Linked DNA regions of Homo sapiens: regions 2 and 3 are each linked to region 1. Evidence: read pairs that join two places in POLR2A ChIA-PET (ENCODE). Cell type or tissue: Caco-2. All regions are shown on one strand.

What was found. Peaks named below come from ENCODE experiments on the same cell type or tissue, not always from the same donor. Only the 100,000 strongest peaks of a DNase experiment are listed, where the experiment ranks them.
Region 2: POLR2A ChIA-PET joins it to region 1 with 5 read pairs; 5 of 35 experiments call an interaction of 5 or more read pairs at or near these places.
Region 3: POLR2A ChIA-PET joins it to region 1 with 5 read pairs; 16 of 35 experiments call an interaction of 5 or more read pairs at or near these places.

The regions. Positions count from the first base shown.
Region 1 is chr20:49,226,582-49,234,581 of GRCh38, forward strand. It overlaps DDX27 (DEAD-box helicase 27), which reads left to right. Exons shown (of 21, transcript NM_017895.8): 8 at 2,134-2,307; 9 at 3,618-3,768; 10 at 6,725-6,824; 11 at 6,987-7,128. Among named protein-coding and RNA genes, the nearest start is that of DDX27, 11 kb to the left of the region's middle. In Caco-2, no CTCF peak of the experiment used is centred here; DNase peaks (open chromatin) are centred at 3,650, 4,370 and 6,847.
Region 2 is chr20:49,297,326-49,305,325 of GRCh38, forward strand. No RefSeq gene overlaps it. Among named protein-coding and RNA genes, the nearest start is that of SNORD12, 21 kb to the left of the region's middle. RefSeq lists an enhancer at 1-364. In Caco-2, no CTCF peak of the experiment used is centred here; no DNase peak of the experiment used is centred here.
Region 3 is chr20:49,146,151-49,154,150 of GRCh38, forward strand. STAU1 (staufen double-stranded RNA binding protein 1) reads right to left here. Exons shown (of 14, transcript NM_017453.4): 4 at 7,783-7,921; 5 at 5,432-5,597. Among named protein-coding and RNA genes, the nearest start is that of STAU1, 38 kb to the right of the region's middle. In Caco-2, no CTCF peak of the experiment used is centred here; a DNase peak (open chromatin) is centred at 4,813.

The DNA.
Region 1 (8,000 bases):
GGGCTGGGCTCTAGGTTGACTTACCAAAGGCTGGTTTGCTAAATAAATATTCTTGGTTTTTTGAACTATTTCATTTTTATTTTTTATTTTGTAGAGATAGGGGTCTCACTTTGTTGTCCAGGCTGGTCTTGAATTCCTAGGTTCAGGTTCAAGCGATCGATTTTCCCATCTTGGCCTCCCAAAGTTCTGGGATTACAGGCATGAGCCACTGTGCCTGGCCATAAAATTTTTGTAACACAAAAAAGATATACTGGTGCAATTGAGAGAGTAAAGGACTTTTTTTTTTTTTTTTTTTTTTTGAGACGGAGTCTCGCTCTGTCGCCCAGGCTGGAGTGCAGTGGCGGGATCTCGGCTCACTGCAAGCTCCGCCTCCCGGGTTCACGCCATTCTCCTGCCTCAGCCTCCCAAGTAGCTGGGACTACAGGCGCCCGCCACTACGCCCGGCTAATTTTTTGTATTTTTAGTAGAGACGGGGTTTCACCGTTTTAGCCGGGATGGTCTTGATCTCCTGACCTCGTGATCCGCCCGCCTTGGCCTCCCAAAGTGCTGGGATTACAGGCGTGAGCCACCGCGCCCGGCCGAGAGTAAAGGACTTTTAAATTTTTAACCACTTTATTTTGAAGTATTTGTAGATCAGTGGCAAGTTGCAAAAATAGTGCATAGGGTCTCTCGAATCCTTCATCAATGGTGACATCCCACATAACTGTAGGACAAAATCAAAACCAGGAAATTGGCACTGATACAACAGTGTTTCCTAGACTGCAGAGCTTACTCAGTTTACTGAAGGATTAATTTTTTGTTTTGAGATGGAGTCTCACTCTGTCACCCAGGCTGGAGTGCGGTGGCGCAATCTCGGCTCACTGCAACCTCTGCCTCCTGTGTTCAGGTGATTCTCCTGCCTCAGCCTCCCCAGTAGCTGGGTTTACAGGTGCCCGCCACCACACCCGGCTGATTTTTGTATTTTTAGTAGAGAGAGGGTTTCACCATGTTGGCCAGGCTGGTCTCGAATTCCTGACCTCAAGTGATACACCTGCCTCAGCCTCTCAAGAGTGCTGGGATTTACAGGTGTGAGCCACCGTGCCTGGCATACTGAAGGATTAATTTTGTAAGATAAACAGTGCATGAGAGGATGTCCGGTCTAGTAGTGGGCCACAAGTTTCAAAGGGTCTGATGAAGGTCATTTTCATTTAATCCTCTTGGGGTATCCCTGATCTCTGTGACCATGGCCTCCTGGCCCTGCCATATCAGAGGAGGAAATTTTTTTTTTTTTTTTTTTTGAGACAGAGTCTCGCTCTGTTGCCCAGGCTGGAGTGCAGTGGCGCAATCTTGGCTCACTGCAACCTCCGCCTCCCGGGTTCAAGCGATTCTCCTGCCTCAGCCTCCTGAGTAGCTGGGATTACAGATACACGCCACCATGCCCGGCTAATTTTTGTATTTTTAGTAGAGACAGGGTTTTACTATCTTGGCCAGGCTGGTCTTGAACCCCTGACCTCATGATCCACCTGCCTCAGCCTCCCAAAGTGCTGGGATTACAGGCATGAGCCACTGTGCCTGGCTGTATTTTTTCTTTTTTTTTTTGAGACAGAGTTTTGCTGTTGTCACCCAGGCTAGAGTGCAGTGGTGCGTTCTCAGCTCACTGCAACCTCTGCCTTCAAGTGAATCTCCTTCCTCAGCCTCCTGAGTAGCTGGGATTACAGGTGCCCACCACCAAGCCTGGCTAATTTTTATATATTTAGTAGAGACAGGATTTCACCATATTGGCCAGGCTGGTCTCGAACTCCTGACCTCAGGTGATTCGCCTGCCTTGGCCTCACAAAGTGCTGGGATTACAGGCTCCCGCCACCATGCCCAGCTAAGTTTTTTGTATTTTTAGTAGAATTGGGGCTTCACTATGTTGGCCAGGCTGGTCTTGAACTCCTGACCTCAGGTGATCCGCCTGCCTCGGCGTCCCAAAGTGCTGGGATTACATATGTGAGCCTGACCATGTGATTTGAAAGCAGAAAAAATATTCTATGAAAAATAAGTTCCTTTATTTTCCCCAACCAGACGTAGTTTTTCTGTGCTCTGGTGAAAACCTAACCCTGGAGGGAGCTAAACTTCTTCTCATTGCTTCCTTGCTGTCCCTCCCTCCAGGTAAAACTGCCGCCTTTGCCCTGCCTGTTTTGGAGCGTCTGATTTATAAACCCCGCCAGGCTCCAGTCACCCGCGTGCTGGTGCTAGTGCCCACCCGAGAGCTGGGCATCCAGGTGCACTCTGTCACCAGACAGCTGGCCCAGTTCTGCAACATCACCACCTGCCTGGCTGTGGGTGAGTTTCTGGCCAAGGGCTGCCAGCCCCTGAGAGACTGTGGTGGGGTGGAGGATGGATGTGCCCCGCCATCTGTTGGTGTTGGTGACAGGTGCCAGGAGAGGCCTTTGTGTTGATTGAATCCACTTAAAAACTGGAAGACTTTTTTTTTTTTTTTTTTTTTTGAGACGGAGGAGTCTCGCTCTGTCGCCCAGGCTGGAGTGCAGTGGCGCAATCTTGGCTCACTGCAAGCTCCGCCTCCCGGGTTCACGCCATTCTCCTGCCTCAGCCTCCCCAGTAGCTGGGACTACCGCCACCACGCCTGGCTAATTTTTTGTATTTTTAGTAGAGACAGGTTTTCACCGTGTTAGCCAGGATAGTCTCGATCTCCTGACCTCGTGATCCGCCTGCCTTGGCCTCCCAAAGTGCTGGAATTACAGGCATGAGCCACCGCACCCAGCCGACATGTTTTCATAGTGCTTTAGGTGGGTGGGATTTGATTGAGACTTAACCAACCTTCACAAATGAAACCTGAAAACTATGAACATTTTTTTCGTGGTACTGAACAAATTTGGGGTATAATTTCTGCTCTGTGAGAATAATGAATCAAATATTACTTTGGGCAGCGTTTTTCCAATGAAGTTATATGATAGTGTTATCTAGCCTGCATTTTGCCCTCCTTGTGCTATTGGAAGTCAGAAGTGATCTTTGTCTCCCTGTAACAGACACCTCATCACTTTCCTCAGCTGCTTCTCTTAGTCCTTGAATGTTTCAGGCATTCTCTTTTTTTTTTTTTTTTGAGAGGAAGTCTCACTCTGTTGCCCAGGTGGGAATGCAATGGCATGATCTTGGCTCACTGCAACCTCCACCTCCTGGGTTCAAGTGATTCTCCCACTGCTTTCCAAGTAGCTGGAATTATAGGTGTGCACCACCATGCACAGCTAATTTATGTATTTTTAATAGAGATGGGGTTTCGCCATGTTGGGTAGGCTGGTCTCGAATTCCTGACCTGAGGTGATCCACCTGCCTTGGCCTCCCAAAGTGCTGGGATTGATTACAGGCATGAGCCACCTCGCCCAGCCCATGCATTCTCTTCTGAAGTGCTTTTGTGTCATCATCATTGTTGATTTTTGCACTTAGCACAATTTTAATGACATGATCTGTCTTTCCCAGTGCGTTTCTGGGAAACCCATGTGCTTGGGCCTTTGTCAGTCTTACTCTCTCAGTGGTTTTCTCTGCATCTGGCCTGAGGCCTGGTGAGTGGCTGGTGCTCAGTCAACACCCATGAGCAGCTGACCTGGCCGCCTGGTGGGGCTCTCTTCTCTTTGCAGGCGGCTTGGATGTGAAGTCTCAGGAAGCAGCTCTTCGGGCAGCGCCTGACATCCTCATCGCCACCCCAGGCCGGCTCATCGATCACCTCCACAACTGCCCTTCCTTCCACCTGAGCAGCATCGAGGTGCTCATCCTGGACGAGGCTGACAGGTGCTCCTCACAGCCTGGGGCCCAGGGCACTGTGGGGTTCCAAGGCCCAGAACCTGGATGTGGACCTGCCACACTGCGTTATTCTTTGTGGCTCTGGGCCATGGCTGTTGGTGTGCGATACCAGATCAGCCACTTGTGCTGGGGCCTCTGCCCAGCCTTAGCCCATGTTTTCCTCTTTTTTCTCTTTCTCTATTATGGTGGTTAAGTGATAAGGCTGGTCAAATGTTGGTCCTGCCACTTCCTAAGGGAGATTTGGAAATATTTAGATTCTCAAAACAAATCTTTTCTCATTTGTAAATGGGAGATAAGGACATACGCACACCATAGTGTTGAGGAGCTGAGGAGGGAGGAAGAGGAAGTGCCAGCGTGGCTCCCACAGGGCCTCTGTGACTGCAGTGGGGACTCCCTCTCCCCCCACCCCGCCCCCCAGCTCTCTGTTCCTCTCTGTGCCATCTGCTCACCTCTTTGCTCTGGGACTGAACAGAAGGAACTCTTCCTGAACTCTGGACTGAGGCTGGAGGTGGGGCAGGGGAAGGAGCTCGCAGACAGCCCCAGGGCATGCTAAGGTTGCAGGCCCTTAATCCCTGACTCTTCACCAGCTTGGGGAATGGCAGCTCCATCCTTCCAGCTGTTCTGAATTCTTAGCGTGTCCTCCTGTTTTCACATTCCACAGCCCGCCTGTCGACACAGCCTGGCCACACGCCCCCACTTTGTGGCTTCTGCATTTGCCATTTCCTCAGCCTGGAGCCATCTCCTGCCCCTTCAGGTTTCTGTTCCAGTTGTTATCTTGTTAGTGGGGCCTTTGCTGGCTGCCCTGTGACGGTCCTGCCCTGACTTGCTCCTCCCGTCCTGCCTGCATTGTCACTGAGGGTTCATGGAGTGCCAAGTCCCCCTCTCTCCCTAGGATACAGTATTCATGAAGGGGCTACTGCTATACTCCCATGAACAAGGGCATGTCTAGTATATAGCAGGCGCTCAGTAAATACTTGTTGAATAACCAATTGGCTGACTCCCCCAGAACAGAAGACCCATTCCTGAGGCCTAAAGGATGAAAAAGAGATCATTTTAAGCCAAGGGGATGTGATCTGGTTTAGGTTTTAAAGGGGGAGGGAAACTATTCAAGTATGTACCTCAAAAGACCAAAAAAGGCGGAGGAAGTATTTGAGATTTAGATCAGGAGACAGCTCTGTGTGATACCTGGACCTAGACTGTAGCCTGCACTGGGGAGAGAAATGCTGTAAGGGGTTGGGCTTGCTGAAAACATGGAATCCAAGGAATCTCACAGATTACTATTATGTATAAAGAGAAAGAGGATCCTTTACAGTGGCGTGATCTGGCAGACACTATAGCCAAGTGACCAACCTCACATCCACAGTTCTGGAACAAACCGGCCGTCAGTATCTCATGATGGAGCGTGAATGCAGGGCACAGCTGTGCCCAGCAGCGCTGTCCCCATGAGGATTTCTCTGAATCCAGTTACTGAGAAATAATTATACGAATCCAGACTGTGAGAAGGATGAGGGGCCTTTTCGTTCCTTTTTTTTTTTTTTTTGAGTCAGGGTCTTGCTTTGTCACCCAGGCTGGAGTGCCATGGTGTGAACACCAGCTCATTGCAGCCTCTACTTCCTAGACTCAGGTGATCCTCCCATCTCAGTCCCCCGACGTAGCTACTACTACAGGCACATGCTACCATGCCTGGCTTATTTTATATTAAATAAATAGAGACGGGGTCTCGCTATGTTGTCAAGGCTGGTCTTGAACTCCTGGGCTTAAGACACCCTTCTGCCTCGGCTTCCCAAAGTTTTGGGATTATAGGCATGAGCCACCTTGCCCGGCCCCAGCTCATTTTTGTATTTTTTGTGGAGATGAGGTTTTGCTATGCTGCCCAGGCTGAGGGGGCTTTTCTAGATGCAGGAAGACTAGAGACGTGGCAGCCAGTTGCAAGGCAGGAACTTTGGTTCTTGCACTAAAACAAAAGGTAACTATAAAATAAAACTTGGCCTGGCGTAGTGGCTCATGCCTATAACCCCAGCACTTTGGGAGGCCGAGGCAGGCGGATCACCTGAGGTAGGGAGTTCAAGACCAGCCTGACCAACATGGAGAAACCCCATCTCTACTAAAAATACAAAATTAGCCGGGTGCGGTGGCTCACGCCTGTAATCCCAGCACTTTGGGAGGCCAAGGCAGGCGGATCATGAGGTCAGGAGATTGAGACCATCCTGGCTAACACAGTGAAACCCTGTCTCTACTAAAAATACAAAAATATTAGCCGGGTGTGGTGGCGGGCGCCTGTGGTCCCAGCTACTCCGGAGGCTGAGGCAGGAGAATGGCGTGAACCTGGGAGGCGGAGCTTGCAGTGAGCGGAGATCGCGCCACTGCACTCCATCCTGGGCGACAGAGCGAGACTCCGTCTCAAAAAAAAAAAAAAAAAAAAAAAAAAATTAAGTGGGTGTGGTGGTGCATGCCTGTAATCCCAGCTATTCAGGAGGCTGAGGCGGGAGAATCGCTTGAACCCGGGAGGCCGAGATTGTGCCATTGCACTCCAGCCTGGGCAACAAGAGTGAAACTCCATCTCAAAAAAAAAAAAAAAAAGACACTTGGAACCTGGAGGCAGCTGAAGGAATTTGAACGTGGCCTGTGCTTTAGATATTCACGCACTTGAAAGTCTTGGGTGTGTTGATGAAGTTGTGTTTCTGTAAGAGAAGGTCCTAGTGCTTAGGAGTTGTGTGCTGAAATATTTGGGGTAAGGTGTTATAACATCTGTGACTGACTTGCCACAAAAAGACAAAGCAAATGTGGCAAAATGATAATTCTTGGTGAAAAGATAAAATAATAAAATAGATGAGTCCTAAATGTAACCAATGACAACAAACAGCAGCCGGTATGCAATCCCGTGTCCCTCACTGTGACCGAAGAGCACTCTCTCCATTTCTGCCATGTCTTTCTCTGCTCCCAGGATGCTGGATGAGTACTTTGAGGAGCAGATGAAGGAGATCATCCGAATGTGTTCCCACCACCGCCAGACCATGCTCTTCTCGGCCACCATGACAGACGAGGTGGGCCGAGGGACTTCTCTGTGGCGGGTGGCAGGTGTGCCCAGAGGGGGCCATGCAGAGGACCCTGGCTGGGCTTGAGGGGGTTTGCCTGGGGTGAGCACTGCTTCCTCCTTCCCTACCACCTTGCAGAGAGCTGAGGAAACCTGGCTTTGTGCTTGGCAGGTGAAAGATCTGGCTTCTGTCTCCTTGAAGAATCCTGTCCGGATATTTGTGAACAGCAACACAGATGTGGCTCCCTTCCTGCGGCAGGAGTTCATCCGGATCCGGCCTAATCGTGAAGGAGACCGGGAAGCCATCGTGGCAGGTGGCAGCACAGGGCAAGCCTGGGCAGGGTGGGCTGGTCAGCTTCCTTGAGCTCGTAGTATCCATGCTGAAGTGCTTGGTTTCCCCTGCGCCTCTGCCGTCCAGTCTTCCCCAGCGCAGAGGCTGCACTGCACTAATGATGATCCGCTGCCTCTCTTCTCCACGGGTCCTTCCTCCCTTTGCTTTATCGCCTCACCAATCCTCTTTGTGTCCTGTTCAACTCCCAACCACTTGGCATCAGCTGCTGTTGTACCCGTCAGTCCAGACCACTGTTCTCTGTCGCCTGGATCGTTGCGCAGCCTCTTGCTCGAGCTCCCTGCTTCCACTCGGCCTTTTGTGACTCTCTGCATTGCAGAGCATTTACAATGATTGCTTGCAGAAGACATTCGTACTTATTATGTCCTTATTTGAACACCCTGCGGTGGCTTCCATTGGTCTTAGACTAAAATCCAAACATCTTAGTTTTTTAGGACTCTTCGGGCCTGGCCCTTGCCTGCCCGGGATCCCAGCCTTGGAGGCTTGCTCATGGCTCCAGCCACATTCGCCTGCTTGCACTTTTTTTTTTTTTTCTTTGAGGCAGAGTCTTGCTCTGTCGCCCAGGCTGGAGTACACTGGCACGATCTTGGCTCAATGCAGCCTTTGCCTCCTGGGTTCAAACGATTCTCCTGCCTCAGCCTCCCGAGTAGCTGGGATTACAGGCACTTGCCACCACTTCTGGCTAATTTTTGTATTTTTAGTAGAGATGGGGTTTCACCGTGTTTGCCAGGCTGGTCTTGAACTCCTGGCTTCAAGTGATCTGTCCTCCTTGGTCTCCCAAAGTGCTGGGATTACGGGCATGAGCCACTACATCCAGCCGCCTGCTTGCACTTCTCA
Region 2 (8,000 bases), 71 kb after region 1:
GCTGATCTCTCCTGGGCTCAAGCGATCCTCCTGCCTCAACCTCCCAAAGTATTGGGATTACTGGTGTGAGCCACCATTATATGTTTTAAATAATTTATTCCTCACCTCAAGTGAGTGAGGTAACATCCCAGTTTTACAGACAAGGAAACAGATTGGGCAGGGGAAGTGACTTGCCTCAGATGCACAATAAATGGCTCTGCCAGTGTCTTCCTTAGCGCCTCCGATCCCCTTCTCACCCTTGTCCTCTCTGCTCCTCTCTGCTCAATGCTCCTGGGAGCGTGAACTGCATTAATGGCTCCTTGTCTGGTGGCCTCAAGGTTCCCCAGGAGGCAGGGAGGGTGAGGCTGAGATGTGTGCTCCCCTAAGGCACATGCCTCAGCCTGGCTGCCTCTGTCTAAGGCCACAGCCCCTCAAGTGCTTCCCCACCTGACTTTCTGGGCTCTGGTAACCGCTTCCTGCCTGCCCCATCAGGTGTAGGGGGTGCTTCATGGGTCAACATTAGCTTATGTGGTTTCCTTATATCCTGGGCGCACCTTTGTTAGTCTCAAATTACATTCTGCTTGAACTATTCTCTATCCAGTGGGTTGTGACTATCTAGAGGCAGAGTTGGGATTTGAACCCCAAGACTTCAAAATAAGCTCTGTGCAAATGGCCTCCCAGAGCTGCCTGCTGGTTTCTTCTGCGAGGCCTGGCTTCTCCATTTTGGCTTGGACCATGGCCTGCTGTCATTTCCACAACAGTTGCAGGAAGTTGCCAAATGCGTTTTCTGTGACTGCCAGGCTGGTGACCCTGTTAAAAACAAAGCAACAACAAAAAAAGCAATTTCTTCAATTAAAATTACAAAACAGAAAAAAAAAAAGATGTCACACTTGGGGGAAGCTGGTTGAAGTGTACTTGATATTCTACATACTATTTTCGCAGTTCTCTGTGAATCAATAGTTATTTCCAAATAAAATGTTAAAAAAAACTTTATTACTAAATCAGAAAAAAACAACAACAAACAACAACAAAAACCAAAGCAGAATATGTGGTGCACTGTTGAGGGAAGTACAGAAGGATAAAAACAAGAAAATACTGACACAACTCAGACTCCACTGTTGAACCTTATTTTATTTTATATACTTCTAGGTCTTTTTTTTTTTTTTTTTTGAGAAGAGTCTCAGCTCACTGCAACCTCTGCCTCCCAGGTTCAAGCGATTCTCCTGCCTCAGCCTCCCGAGTAGCTGGGATTACAGGTGCCTGCCACCATGCCTGGCTAATTTTTGTATTTTTAGTAGAGACGGGGTTTCACCATGTTGTGCAGGCTGGTCTCGAACTCCTGATTCAGGTGATTCGCCCGCCTCGGCCTCCCAAAGTGCTGGGATTACAGGTGTGAGCCACTGCGTCAGGCCACTTCTAGGTCTTTTTCTACATGTTTATATATACACTGTATGTATTCTTTACCAAAGTGGGATCATACCATAATGCTGTTTTTTTTTTGTTTTGTTTTGTTTTTTGTTTTTGTTTTTAAGACAGTCTTACTCTGTTTCCCAGGCTGGAATGCAGTGGTGTGATCTCGGCTCACTGCAATCTCTGCCTCCCAGGTTCAAGTGATTCTCCTGCCTCAGCCTCCCGAGTAGTTGGGACTACAGGTGCCCACCACCACGCCCAGCTAATTTTTGTATTTTTGGTAGGGACGGGGTTTTGCTGTGTTGGCCACACTGGTCTCGAATTCCCAACCTCATGTGATCCACCTGCCTTGGCCTCCCAAAGTGCTGGGATTCTAGGTGTAAGCCACCACGCCCGGCCTATAGTGCTGTTTTGTAACCTCTGTCAGTTAACCATCTCCATTTTTTCACATCAATAAATTTCCCATTTGTCCACAAAAGTCCTGTACAGCTGGCAGAGGATATGTGTGACTGGAGGCCATTAGGTCCTTCAGGTTCTTCCAGCCTAGCACCACCCTTTCTTCCCCTTTACCATAGGGGCTTGTCCTAGAGAACGTCTCACCTTCTGGATTCATCTGAGTGTTGCCTTCTGGGGGTGTCACTTCATTTGTTCCTCTGTATCCTGCATCCCCTGTAAATTGGAGAGTCAATCTAAAGTTTTGATAAGATCAAGTTAAATATTTTGGCAAGAAAGCGTCATACATGATGATGCTGGGCACATCAGGTGACATCACATTTTATATTTAATGGACAAATAAAAGTTGTATATATTTACTGTGTACAACACGATGTTTTGGAATATGTATATGTTGTGGAATGGCTAAATCAAGCTAATTAAAATATGCATTACTTCACTTTTTTTTTTTTTAAGAGACAGAGTTTTGCTCTCGTTACCCAGGCTGGAGTACAGTGGCATGATCTCGGCTCACTGCATCCTCTGCCTCCAGGGTTCAAGCGATTCTTCTGCTTCAGCCTCCCAAGTAGGTGGGATTACATCTGCCACCATGCCCGGTTAATTTTTTGTATTTAGTAGAGACGGGTTTCACCATTTTGCTCAGGCTGGTCTCAAACTCCTGACTTCAGGTGATCTGCCCCCCTCGGCCTCCCAAAGTGCTGTGATTGCAGGCATGATACTTCACTTATTTTTTGTGATAAGAACACAAAATCTCTTGAGCAATTTTTAAGTACACAGTATATTCTTATTGACTATAGTCACCATGATGTACAATAGAGCTCTTGAAGTTATTCCTCTTGTTTAACTGGAAATTTGTACCCTTTGATCAATATCTCCTGAAAACAATTTTCTCTGCTTCTCTCTTATGACTTTGACTTATATGTGTAGATGCCACATAGAAGTGATATCTTCCAGCCTGGGCAACAGAGTGAGATTCTGGTTTTGTTTGTTTGTTTCTTTTTTTTTTTTGGAGACAGTCTCACTCTGTGGCCCAGGATGATCTCGGCTCACTGCAATTCTGCCTCCTGGGCTCAGGTGGTCCTCCCACTTCAGCCTCCCGAGTAGCTGGGACTACAGGCATGCACCACTACGCCTGGCTAATTTTTGTATTTTTTTGTAGAGATGGGTTTTGCCAGGTTGCCCAGGCTGATCTTGAACTCCTGGGCTCAAGCGATCTCTGCCTGCCTAGGCCTCCCAAAGTGCTGGGATTTCAGGCGTGAGCCACCATGCTCAGCTGAGACTGTTTCTAAGACAGTCTCACTCTGTTGCCCAGGCTGGAGTGCAGTGGCGGGATCTTGGCTCACTGCAACCTCTGCCTCCTGGGTTCAAGTGATTTTCCTGCCTCAGCCTCCTGAGTAGCTGGGACTACACGTGCCCACCACCACGCCCAGCGAATTTTTGTATTTTTAGTAGAGACGGGGTTTCGCCATGTTAGCCAGGCTGGTCTTCAACTCTCGACCTCAAGTGATCCACCTGCCTCGGCCTCCCAAAGTGTTAGGATTACAGGTGTGAGCCACCATGTCTGGCCTCACACAGAATTTTAAAAACACATTTTAAAAGTGTATTCAAGGGTTGACATGCAATAGAATTAGCAATTTTTACTGCTTTATCAAGGACATTCCTAAGTGAAACTGGCTCTCTTCTTGTTACTGTGGGCTTGTAGGGGTGAAGAATACAGTGATTACTAATAGAATTAGGTGCCACCACTTTGATTCATGCTAAGGAGCCAGCAGCTTTGTCCTCTGTTGTTTTTGTACCATTTAACGCAAATGTCACAGGGGAATGTTAAAAGATAAAGTCTTACTATCATTATGAAAATTCTTGGCCGGGCGCGGTAGCTCACGCGTAATCCTAGCACTCTGGGAGGCCGAGGCGGGTGGATCATGAGGTCAGGAGATTGAGACGATCCTGGCCAACACGGTGAAAACCCATCTCTACTAAAAATACAGAAAATTAGGCGAGCATGGTGGCAGGCGCCTGTAGTCCCAGCTACTCAGGAGGCTGAGGCAGGAGAATGGCGTGAACCTGGGATGCGGAGCTTGCAGTGAGCCGAGATGGCGCCACTGCACTCCAGCCTGTGTGACAGAGCGAGACTCCACCTCAAAAAAAAAAAAAAGAAAATTCTTTTGACCTTGCAGCCCCCTGAAAGTGTCTTAAACACCATACTTTAAGAATCACCAATCTGTTCTATAGACTTCATTCAAATGTTGCCAATTTTCCTACTAATATCCTTGTTATGGTCTAAGATCTAACCCAAGAGCACATTTAAAAAAAATATCAACTTTTACTTTAGATTCAGGCGGTACACATGTAGGATTGTTACAAGGATATATTTCGTGGTGCTGAGGTTTGGGGTATGATTGAGCCTGTCATCCAGGTAGCGAGCAAGGTACCCAGTAAGGGGTTTTTCACCCCCTGCCCCGTCCCTCTCTTCCCCCTCAAGCCTGTCATCCAGGTAGTGAGCAAGGTACCCAGTAGGGGGTTTTTCACCCCCTGCCCCATCCCTCTCTTCCCCTTCTTGTAGTCTCTGGTGTCTAATGTTTCATCTGTATGTGTCCACGTGTACCCAATGTATAGCTCCCATGTGTATGTGAGAACATATGGTATTTGTTTTTCTGTTTCTGTGGTAATTTGCTTATGATAGTGGCCTCCAGCTGCATCCATGTTGCTGCAAAGGGCATGATTTCCTTCTTTTTTTTTTTTTTTTTTGAGACACAGTCTCGCTCTGTCGCCAGGCTGGAGTGCAGTGGGGTGATCTCGGCTTACTGCAACCTCCGCTTCCTGGGCTCAAGCGATTCTCCTGCCTCAGCCTCCCGAGTAGCTGGGATTATAGGCATGCGCCACCACACCTGACTAATTTTTGTATTTTTAGTAGAAACGGGGTTTCTTCATGTTGGTCAGGCTGGTCTCGAACTCCCAACCTCAGGTGATCCACCAACCTCAGCCTCCCAAAGTGCTGGGGTTACAGGTGTGAGCCACTGTGCCTGGGGATTTCATTTTCTTTCAGGGCTGTGTAGTATTCTGTTGTGTATATGTACCACATTTTCTTTATTCCACTGCTGATGGGCACCTAGGTTGATGCCATGTCTTTGCTATTGTGAACAGTGCTGTGATGAAAATACATGTGCATGAAGAGCTAACGTCGAAACATGTTCTATTTAGATGTCCTCTCTCCTTAGGCTCTCTCTCTCTCTTTTTGAGGCAGAGTCTCACTCTGTTGCCCAGGCTGTAGTGTGGTGGTGTGATTTCAGCTCACTGCAACTTCTGCCTCCCAGGTTCAAGCAATTCTTGTGTTTCAGCCTCCCAGACATTAAAGAGATTTACAGGCCAGGCACAGTGGCTCACACCTGTAATCCCAGCACTTTGGGAGGCCAAGGCGGGTGGATTGCTTGAGGCCAGAAGTTCGAGACCAGCCTGGCCAACTTGGTGAAAGCTCTTCTCTACGAAAAACACAGAAATTAGCCAGGTGTGGTGACACACACCTGTAATCCCAGCTACTCAGGAGGCTGAGGAATGAGAATCACTTGAACCTGGGAGGCAGAGGTTGCAGTGAGCTGAGATCGCACCATTGCACTCCAGCCTGGGGCAACAAAGCAAGACCGTGTCTCAAAAAAAAGGGATGGGAAAGAAAATTGAAAATTACTAGAGGGTTACTTTGATTACAGTATTCAGGGAAGGCCTCTCTGAGGATGTGACATGTGAGCCAAGATCTGAAGGATGAATAGGAGCTGGGCACAAGAAAATCTGAAAGGGAAGAGCATTCTGGGAGCGGAGACAGAAAGTGCAAAGGCTCAGAGATGAGAATGAACTCGGCAACACTACACAGAATTCTGTCCAACATTCTTCAGCTGCTGAAAAACTTGTTCATGATAAACTTGGGACTCAGACACATATAACAGACATCAGTTAAACACTTATCAGAGCTGGAGTCATGTTAAAGTAGAATAAAAATGTCAAACTCCAGACATTTCCATAAACACTCAACATGCTTCATTTGCTTAGGAGGAATTTTCCTCATCTCTAAATCATGGGGTTCCAGTTTCCCAAACTCTCTGCCAGGAAGGGAAATTGAGCTGGAAAGTGAACCATCAGAGAAAATTAAGCACCCGGCTCCACCCTGAGCTTTATCATTTATCAGTGGAGTCAGCTAGACATTTGGCAGAAAACGGTGAAAATAACATTTGCCTGTGTGTCTAATGGTTCCATATGCGTTTTGGGTTGGGTGGCATCCAGAAGCAGCTGGGAAAATTCCAGTTGTATCAGGCATTCATCTCTTCTCTCTGTGGCTAGCCACTCAGGAAGTCACATGGGTACCTTACTGCTCCCTAATTTAGCTCTGTCTTTAAAAAATATATAAAAATGTTTCTTTTTTTTTTGAGATGGAGTCTTGCTCTTGTTGCCCAGGCTAGAGTGCAATGGCGCCATCTTGGCTCACTGCAACCTCTGCCTCTTGGGTTCAAGCGATTCTCCTGCCTCAGCTTCCCAAGTAGCTGGGATTACAGGTGCCCACCACCATGCTCAGCTAATTTTTTGTATTTTTTTAGTAAAGGTGGGGTTTCACCATGTTGGCCAGGCTGGTCTTGAACTCCTGACCTCAGGTGATCCACCCGCCTCGGCCTCCCAAAGTGCTGGGATTACAGGCATGAGCCACCATGCCCAGCCAAAAAAATCTTCCTTAAGATATAAACACACACAAAAGGCAAAAGGAAGGCAACTTGAGGAAGTGGCTAGATCACCATATTGAACTTCACAGAATCTGGGTTCAAGGCCCATTTCATGCACTAACTGACTCAGCCCTCTCATTTGTAAAAATTTACACCAGTTTCTTACAAAGTGGCAGGTACTTTTTAGCTGTGTGACCTTAGGCAAGTGAGTTCACACCTCTGAGCCTTGACTTACTCTGAAAATAGGCATTAATAATACTTATTTGTGGTAGACACTGATGGTTTCTACCCAACAGTTGTTTTCCCCTCCTGGGTCTTTGCTTCCTTCTCCCATGACAGAAGCAGATGTGGCCAGACCTTCACCTTCCCAACCTCCTCTGCAGCTAATGAATGCAGCCTAGTTCTGGCCAATGAGATGCATGGAAAAATTGGCTAGGGAGCTTCTGTATGTAGTGCCTGTGATTTTTTGTTTTCACATGATTAATAATATGATTTCATGCAGCTATTACTAGATGGGGCCAGGCGTGGTGGCTCATGCCTGTAACCCTAGCACTTTGAGAGGCTGAGGCGGCGAATCACCTGAGGTCAGGAGTTCAAGACCACCCTGGGCAACATGGTAAAACCCCATTTCTACTAAAAATACAAAAATTAGCTGGGCATGGTGGCACATGCTTGTAATCTCAGCTGCTCAGGAGGCTGAGGCAGAATTGCTTGTGCCTGGGAGGTGGAGGTTGCAGTGACCCGAGATCACGCCACTGCACTCCAGCCTGGATGACAGAGTGAGACTCTGTCTCAAAAAAAAAAAAAAAAAAAAAAAAAGTACCTGGGGCTAAATAGAAAGGCCCAGAAAATCCAAAGCATGTGTTCTGCTGTGTAAGTTGGAGCAGTGCTTTTGGATGCTTCTCAGCTAAAAATGCAGATTCTGGTTCAGTAGGTCTGTGGTGGAGCTTGAGAGATGTTCCTAAGGAGGACCATTTAGGGTTGGCTGATCCACCATTTCAACAAGTTCTTCAAGGGCTCAAGATCTCTCCCACTTTTCTCCCTGCCATCCTGGATGGTTGGTGTGCTGTCCCCAGGCTTGTTGTGTGAAGGTCACAAGGTCAAGGACACAATGCCAGCGACCACACCCAGACATAACTGAACTTTCAAAGGAAGAGGAGCATGTACCCTTCCAGGCATCTCTCTATCAGTGGAGAAATCTTTCCCCAGGAGCCCATTCTTCTGACCCCCACCCCTCACCCCAGCCAATGGCTGCCGTGTGGCACAAGCCAGGAGTACCATTTTAATAGACTCTCTGGGAATGTTGTCCCAGAAGTTCTAGCAGCCTTCTCCTCACATCTTATTAGCCAGATGTGTGTCGTGTGCTTCAAGCTTAAGCCAGTCATTGGCAAGGAGAGTAGAATGACTGTGACTGGCTCAGGCCAGAAGTCTCAAAGTGAGGTGCTGGGACCAGCT
Region 3 (8,000 bases), 80 kb before region 1:
AGCTACTTGGGAGGCTGAGGTGGAAGGACTGCTTGAGTCCAGGAGGCGGAGGTTGCAGTGAGCCAAAATCACACCACTACACTCCAGCCTGAGTGACAGAGTGAGACACCATCTCAAGAAAATAAATAAATAAACAAATGGGTCTCTAATTTTAACTTTACTCCTAATTAAGTATGCACCTATCCCAAGTGAAGATAAAGACTCAAAACCAGAAAGAGCTGCATTTATTCATTTTTACAAAAGTATAAAAAAGTATTTTAAAAACTTCAGGATGTTTACGGTGGCTCATGCCTGTAATCCCAGGATTCTGGGAGGCCAAGCTGGGCAGATCATTTAAGACTAGGAGTTTAAGACCAGCCAGGGCAACATGGCAAAACCCCATCTCTACAAAAAATACAAAAATTAACAGGGAGTGGTGGCATGAATCTATAGTCCCAGCTACTTAGGAGGCTGAGATGGGAGGATCACCTAAGCCCAGGGAGGTCAAGGCTGCAGTGAGCCTGCATGGAGGGCCTCCGCACTCCAGCCTGGGCAACAGAGTGAGACCCTATCTCCAAAAAAAAAAAAAGGAAAGAAAGAAACAAAAATACATACACACTGAAACACCAACAGGATCACACTGTATGCACAGTAACAGCTCTGCATCTTCATCCCTTTTCATGCCTGCCTATATGAGATATCTCACTCTGGTACTCAGGGGATAAACGTAGCCAAGTTTTTAACCACTTTCCTAGTAACAGACATTTAAGCTAGCCCCCGTTTTTCTCTATTACAGATACTGCAGCTATGACCATACTGCTCCTAATAGCTCAGACACTGAGTAAAACTCATACTTCATTAGCACAAACCTTAGATTAAATAAACAAATAACCCATGCACTTTCTTAACTTGGGGCCTTTGCAACTGCCACTCCCTCTCTGGGCATACACTGTCCCTGCCCTTTGCTGATCTTTAGTATCAGCCGAAATGTCTCTTCCTCTGAAAAGACTGCTCTGAACTCACCACCATTATTCCAACCTAAATGAGATACTTTACGTTCTTCTAATTCTTGTCATTTTTCCATCCTTGCACTAAATGCACTTTTTGCTGATATTAATGTTAATGTCTGGCAGCTCCATTTGACTAAGTTCACAGGAAAAGGGATGGCGCTGACTGTTTCAACTCAGGGTCTAGCACAGCGCCTGGCATGGAGGGCCCAGACTATGCCTGCCCTGTAGACAGCAAGCGCTGGCTTTACTGCATATCTTCTAGAGAAGATGCACTGATCCACCACACAATCACATGCTCCACAAATATGCCACAGCTAAACTGACAATTTGTTTAAAATGATCATTTCCAATGCTGGCAGGCTGTGGACAGACGGGCTGCTTATGGCCTGTCAGCAGGTTGTAAAATGGCACCCTCTTTCTGTGGAGAACTTGGCCATATGTACCACCATGCATACCCGCTGGTTCAGCAATTCCACTTCTAGGACCGTGGACAAAGACTTTAACTGCAACGATGTTCTTCCCGACCCATTTTATAAGAGGGAAAATGCAAACAACCTAAATAATCAAGTCCCTGTTGGAAAATAAAGCAGTGCATTCACATAGTGGAACATTTTGTAGCCATTAGAAAGTGCTTAGGTGTGTGCTGAATTTGGGTCCTCCAAGGAATTTTAAGTAAATGACGTAACATATTCAAGATATACACATCAGTGAAAAAAGGTGGTTACTGTACACTGTCATGCCATTTTTATGAAATAGATAGGCATCTGTATTTACTTGTATATGTGCTTGTCAGTGAATATACACCAAATGGTTACAGTGATTATCCGCAAGTGGTAAATTTATAAATCATTCATTGTTCCTTGTTTTTGAATTTAAAATTTTTTATAGTCCATATGCACTATTTTTAAGAAAAAAAAAGTTATCTTTTAAAACTGTCTCTCTTTATTCCCCTACTGCCTGCTATCAGAGAGCCTGGTAAAATCAAGGGCAGCACATTTACGAAAGAGGCCAAGTGTTTCACTTATTGCAGGCTGAGCATTCCTAATTCAAAAATCCAAAACCTAAAATGCTCCAAAAATCAAACTTTTTGAACACCAACACAATGCCACAAGTGGAAATTCCGTACATGACCTCATGCAACGTGTCGCAGTCAAAACAGTTTATTCAATACCCCCAAGAAAAAAATAAAATTACATTCAGGCTTTCTGTATAAGGTGTATACGAAACACAAATAAATTTCATGTTTAGACTTGGGTCCCATTCCCAAGATATCCCATTACGTATGATGGAAATATTCCAAAATCAAAAAAAGCTCTGAAATCCAAAACACTTCTAGTCGCAAGCGTTTAGGGTAAGGGATATTCATCTAGTACTTCAAATAAGTCTTTTCTGAATTAATGACTCTTCACTTCACTGGCTAAGGCCAGTCTTTAAGCCATTTCTGACAGGCACGGTCTCTACTTCCAACTCTACAGAGCTAGAAAAGGGGCATAGAGAAGAAACGCCAAAGGGCACAAGTAGATTTAAACACCACTCCCAGCAAAGCTCCTCAGAGATTTCATAGGACCCGGTGAAAACTCAGCCCAGAAGAACATGTCTACAACAGCCGCTGCCCTCAGGACTGTGCCAACCAACGCTGCTCTAGTGAGTGAAGGCGGGAGACTCAGAAACACCAACAGGCACTTATCCTTTGTAGCAATACTGTGATCACTCTCATGGAGGACTCAAGGGGAGGAACTGCTGGGGAAGTGCTGACAGCTCTTAGATCTGTGGTTCCCCAACCTTGACCATACCTCAGAATCACTCCAAGAGCTCATTAACAACAACATGGCCAGGTATGGTGGCTCATGCCCATAATCCCAGCACTTTGGAAGGCCAAGGTGGTCAGATCACCTGAGCTCAGGAGCTTGAGACCAGCCTGGGCAGTACAGTGAAACCCCATCTCTACTAAAAATACAAAAATTAGCTGGGCGTGGTGGTGAGCACCTGTAGTCCCAGCTACTCAGGAAGCTGAAGCACAAGAATTGCTTGAACCCAGGAGGTGGAGGTTGCAGTGAACCAAGATCATGCCACTACACTCCAGCCTGGGTGACAGGGAGAGACTGTCTCAAAACACACACACACACACACACACACACACACACACACACACCAGCAAGAACAACAAAAGCAGGGAGAGACTGTCTCAAAACACACACACACACACCCCCAAGCAAGTACAACAAAAGCAAAAGCCAGATTCCTGGGTCTCACCCTACACCTATTGCATTAGAATCCCGGGGTTGGGCCTAGAATTTATTTTTTTAACTTCTCAAGTGATTGTGATGCAGAAAAGCCATATAGCAGTGTCCAGCAATTGTTCATCAACTATTGGCTGGAAGGACTAGAAATACCTACTCCATCTGACTCCAATTAGATTAGCAACAGTCAAGTAAAAAGCTGAAAAGCCTCCAAAATAACTCAAATTACACTACCTTTTTGGTGTTTTAACAAATCTCACCACTGAAAAGCTCATTCTTTTAACTTCACTAAATCCTCCTCTTTTAGTTACAGCCTCATTTTCTTTGATTTGGTCCTTAGTGAGCCCTGGAAACAGATCATCTGTTAGAATAGGTGATTATAGCGGAAAATGGAAATGCAGCGTAACAAAAGAAAAACAAATCGCTCCTGTGCGGCCAGCCATGAAGCCCAAGTTGGGTCACCCTGGGTGGCAGCTGGATACAACAGACTCAGCAGGCACCCTGCCCAAGGTCCACTCGGGTCTACACCTCTCATCACATAGCCCACTGTTCTGTGCAGGATCCTCCTGTTCTTTGTGAACATGTTTCCTGGTGAAGAAAAGTCAAATGCTACCCAGAGATATTTTCAGGTGGCATTTCCTGTTGTGATTAAACAGAATTATGAAATCTCAATGTTTTCAATTCACTGGACTTCTTCTAGACTTTGTGACTCTATCTGTGATAAGATTCTGCCTGGCCAAAGATATTCACTAATGCTTTGACCCCTCAATGGCATGGAGTTACTGATTCCCTAAGAATTATATTGCTATTTAGTCACAAAAATGTTAAAATCCTTTTCCTATCATGGTGGTTTTAAAACATGGCCCCTAATTCTTTGACAATCCTTTCATCATCTGGAAATGGGATTCTCCATATTGTGAACGTACTAAAATCCACTGAATTGTACACTTACAATAGTCAATTTAGGTTATATAATTTTTACCTCCATTTTTTTTTTTTTGAGACAGAGTCTCGCTCTGTCCCTGAGGCTGGAGTGCAGTGGCACAATCTCGGCTCACCGCAAGCTCCGCCTCCCGGGTTCATGCCATTCTCCTGCCTCAGCCTCTCGAATAGCTGGGACTACAGGCGCCCACCACCACGCCCGGCGAATTTTTTGTATTTTTAGTAGAGATGGGGTTTCACCATCTTAGCCAGGATGGTCTCAATCTCCTGACCTCATGATCCACCCGCCTTGGCCTCCCAAAGTGCTGGGATTACAGGCGTGAGCCACTGCGCCCAGCCACCTCAATTTTTTTTTTCTAAGTGACATTCTATATCTCCTTCCTTTGAATCTGGGCTCCATGACTGCTTGACCTGTAGAATATGGCAGACACGATGCTGTGATTTCTGAGCCTAAGCCTTAAGAAACTGGCAGCTGCTTCCATTTCCCATCTTCTAGGATGCTTACTCTTGGCAACCAGCCACCATAACATGAAGAAGTATAAGCAATCCTTCCATAGGTCACCCAGGGATGAACTGAGGTCCTGGGGCCAGAACCCCCAGCTGAGCTCCTAGCTGACAGCAAGCACCAACTTACCAGCCACGTGAGTGAGCCACCTTAAAAGCAGATCCTCCGGCCCCGTGCAGATCCACTTCAACCAAAGCTGTGTGGAACGAAGACAAGCTACACCCTTGCCAAGCCCAGCCTCAATCACAGACTCATAAGCAAAATAAATGCCTGGAGATGTTTAAACCATCACTAAATTCTATGATGGTCTGTTATGAGGCAAAAGGTAACTGGCGCTTCTATATAATCAAGAGTGGCTGGTAAAAAACAGCTTCAGAAAATCCTCTAACCTGGTACCCATATATCACAGTAGATTCTGGCAAGCATAATCTTGAGCACCGAAGACTTCATCCATACATGTTCTTCACAACTCAACTGAATCACAAACTTTCTAACGTGTTCACACCGTATCATGTCACTCAAAACCATGCTACAGACTGAAAAAGAAGGCAACTGACTTTCTTGTTAAGAAATTTTAAAAGGAAAAAAGGAGTAAAAAGCAAGAAAGCTACAGAGCATAAAATCTTGGAGGCATTCAAATAAAAATTATGGACAGCTGTCAATGTGCCTTCTTAGAAAAGATAATGTGCGGTGACATCTCCCCACTACCCTCCTACCCTGTCGAAGCGTCAGGGAGCCTGGGCTCAACTCCTCACCTCCAGCCTCTCTGGCAGGGGCTCATTCTGCAGGATCCTCAACGCTTTGGCAGCAGCATCGTGTTTCGCAGCCTGTCTTGTCTTTCCTTTGCCATTAAATTGCTGTCCTCCCACAGAAAGTTCCACTTGATAAAGTAAAGGTGGAACTGGAAATGGGTAAAAGTACCTAGAAATAAAAGGAGGTTAGGCAAATTACAGTCTCAAGTTGATAAGTCACCTATACACTCTCTGGCAAATGCAAGTATTTCCTTCATCACGATCCTACTCACATTAGTGTTTGATGCTAATCACTCTTCATCAATATATCCAGAGATTTCATAAAAGCTTAAACTGGATTAGAATTGCTACACAGTATAAGCAAAGAGTGTTTAGCAATCCAAACTTACATCTCACAAAATACAATGGCTTATAAATTATGAGTTTATCACACTAACCTGCACTGACAAAATCTAAAATGAATTAGGCTTTGGCTGAGACAAAAACTTGGCTTGCTCTGCCTTCTCAAACCTTAGCTTTAAATTTGCATGTCTCCAATAGGAGGCTGGGAATTTTAATGCACAAGTCTTTCAAAAGGACCCTCATTTCAAGAAATCCCAATAAGCTGTAGCCTACCTAGCAGAACCCAGTTTCTTATCCATTTCCCTAGCAGAACCCAGTTTCTTATCCATTTCATAGCTTATATTTTTAAAATGACTATCCCCCAACAGAGAGCAGGGAAATGAAGAATTCCATTTTGCTCATCATCTATCCACTAATGTCTTTTTTTTTTTTTTTTTTTTGTGAGATGGAGTTTCTCTTGTTGCCCAGGCTGGAGTGCAGTGGTGCGATCTCGGCTCACTGCAACCTCCGCTTCCTGGGTTCAAGCGATTCTCCTGCCTCAGCCTCCCGAGTAGCTGGGATTACAGGCACCTGCCACCATGCCTGTATTTTTAGTATTTTTAGTAGAGACAGGGTTTCACCATGTTGGCCAGGCTGGTCTCAAACTCCTGACCTCATGATCCGCCTGCCTTGGCCTCCCAAAGAGCTGGGATTACAGGCGTGAGCCACCACACCTGGCCTCCACTAATGTCTTATTACTGCCAGCAGAAGATTTTTAATCCATGGCATTTTCAGGTTTCAATTAATATTTTATTGCACCAAAGCTATTTACAAAACGCACAAGTTCAAAAGTCAAAAAGTACCCAATAATCAGGTAATCTACAAATGCTGGGAATCATTGTCTTGCAGGAATCATGATGCTATGGGAATCATGTTTAAATATGATTCAGTTACACAAAGCAGTTACAAGGGTTATCTTTAGCCAGGCTGCTTGAGGGCACAAGCCACACTGCCAGCAAGAAATATGCTCAGGCCCTACCCAAGAGCAGTAGTTAAAGAAGCACAAAGGAGCCGGGCGTGGTGGCTCATGCCTGTAATCCCAGCACTTTGGGAGGCCGAGGTGGGCGGATCATGAGGTCAGGAGATTGAGACTATCCTGGCTAACAAGGTGAAACCCCGTCTCTACTAAAAATACAAAAAATTAGCCGGGTGTGGTGGCAGGCGCCTGTAGTCCCAGCTACTTGGGAGGCTGAGGCAGGAGAATAGCATGAACCCGGGAGGCAGAGCTTGCAGTGAGCCGAGATCATGCCACTGCACTCCAGCCTGGGCAACAGAGCGAGACTCCGTCTCAGAAAAAAAAAAAAAAAAAGAAGCACAAAGGGCCGGGTGTGGTGGCTCACACTTTAATCCTAGCACTGCGGGAGGCCAAGACAGGAGGACTCCTTGAGCCCAGAAGTTCAAGACCAGTCTGGGCAACATACGGAGACCCTGTCTCAATGAATTAAAAAAAAAAAAAAGAGGCGCAGCCAGGTGTGGTGGCTCACGCCTGTAATCCCAGCACTTTGGGAGGCCAAGGTGGGCAGATCATCTGAGGTCCGGAGTTCAAGACCACCCCAGCCAACATGGCAAAACCCCGTCTCTACTAAAAAATACAAAAAAAAATCAGCCAGGCGTGGTGGCAGGTGCCTGTAATCCCAGCTATTCGGGAGGCTGAGACAGCCTCCTCACTTGAACCCAGGAGGCAGAGGATACAGTGAGCCGAGACTGCACCACTGCACTCCAGCCTGGGTGACAGAGCAAGACTCTGTCTCAAAAAAAAAAAAAAAAAAAAAAAAAAAAAAAAGAAAGAAAGAAAAAAAAGAAAAGGCGGGGGAGGGGCACAAAGGCACAAGAGTAATTAAGACCAACTTCAACACTTGGCAGGCCCAAACCAAATCATTACTCCCTCCACAATCTAGAGGTACTGGTTTATGTAAAAGATCAGACACGTTTTCTCCTGTATTTTACAAAAAAAAAAAAAAAAAAACACATACCTCGGGGGATAAGCACCTCCTCTCATGTTGTAGTTATAGGTGGACTGCATCCGAGAGTAAGGGTCAACAGGCTTATACATTGGTTTTTTTCCAAGTTTCATGCACAGTGCATTTAGTTCTACAGTAGGGGTTATGCTTTCTGCAAGAAAGAATCGACAAAGAACTGTTTTTTTCTGGTATGAGAATGATACTCACTAAAATAAAATGTAATAGCATGC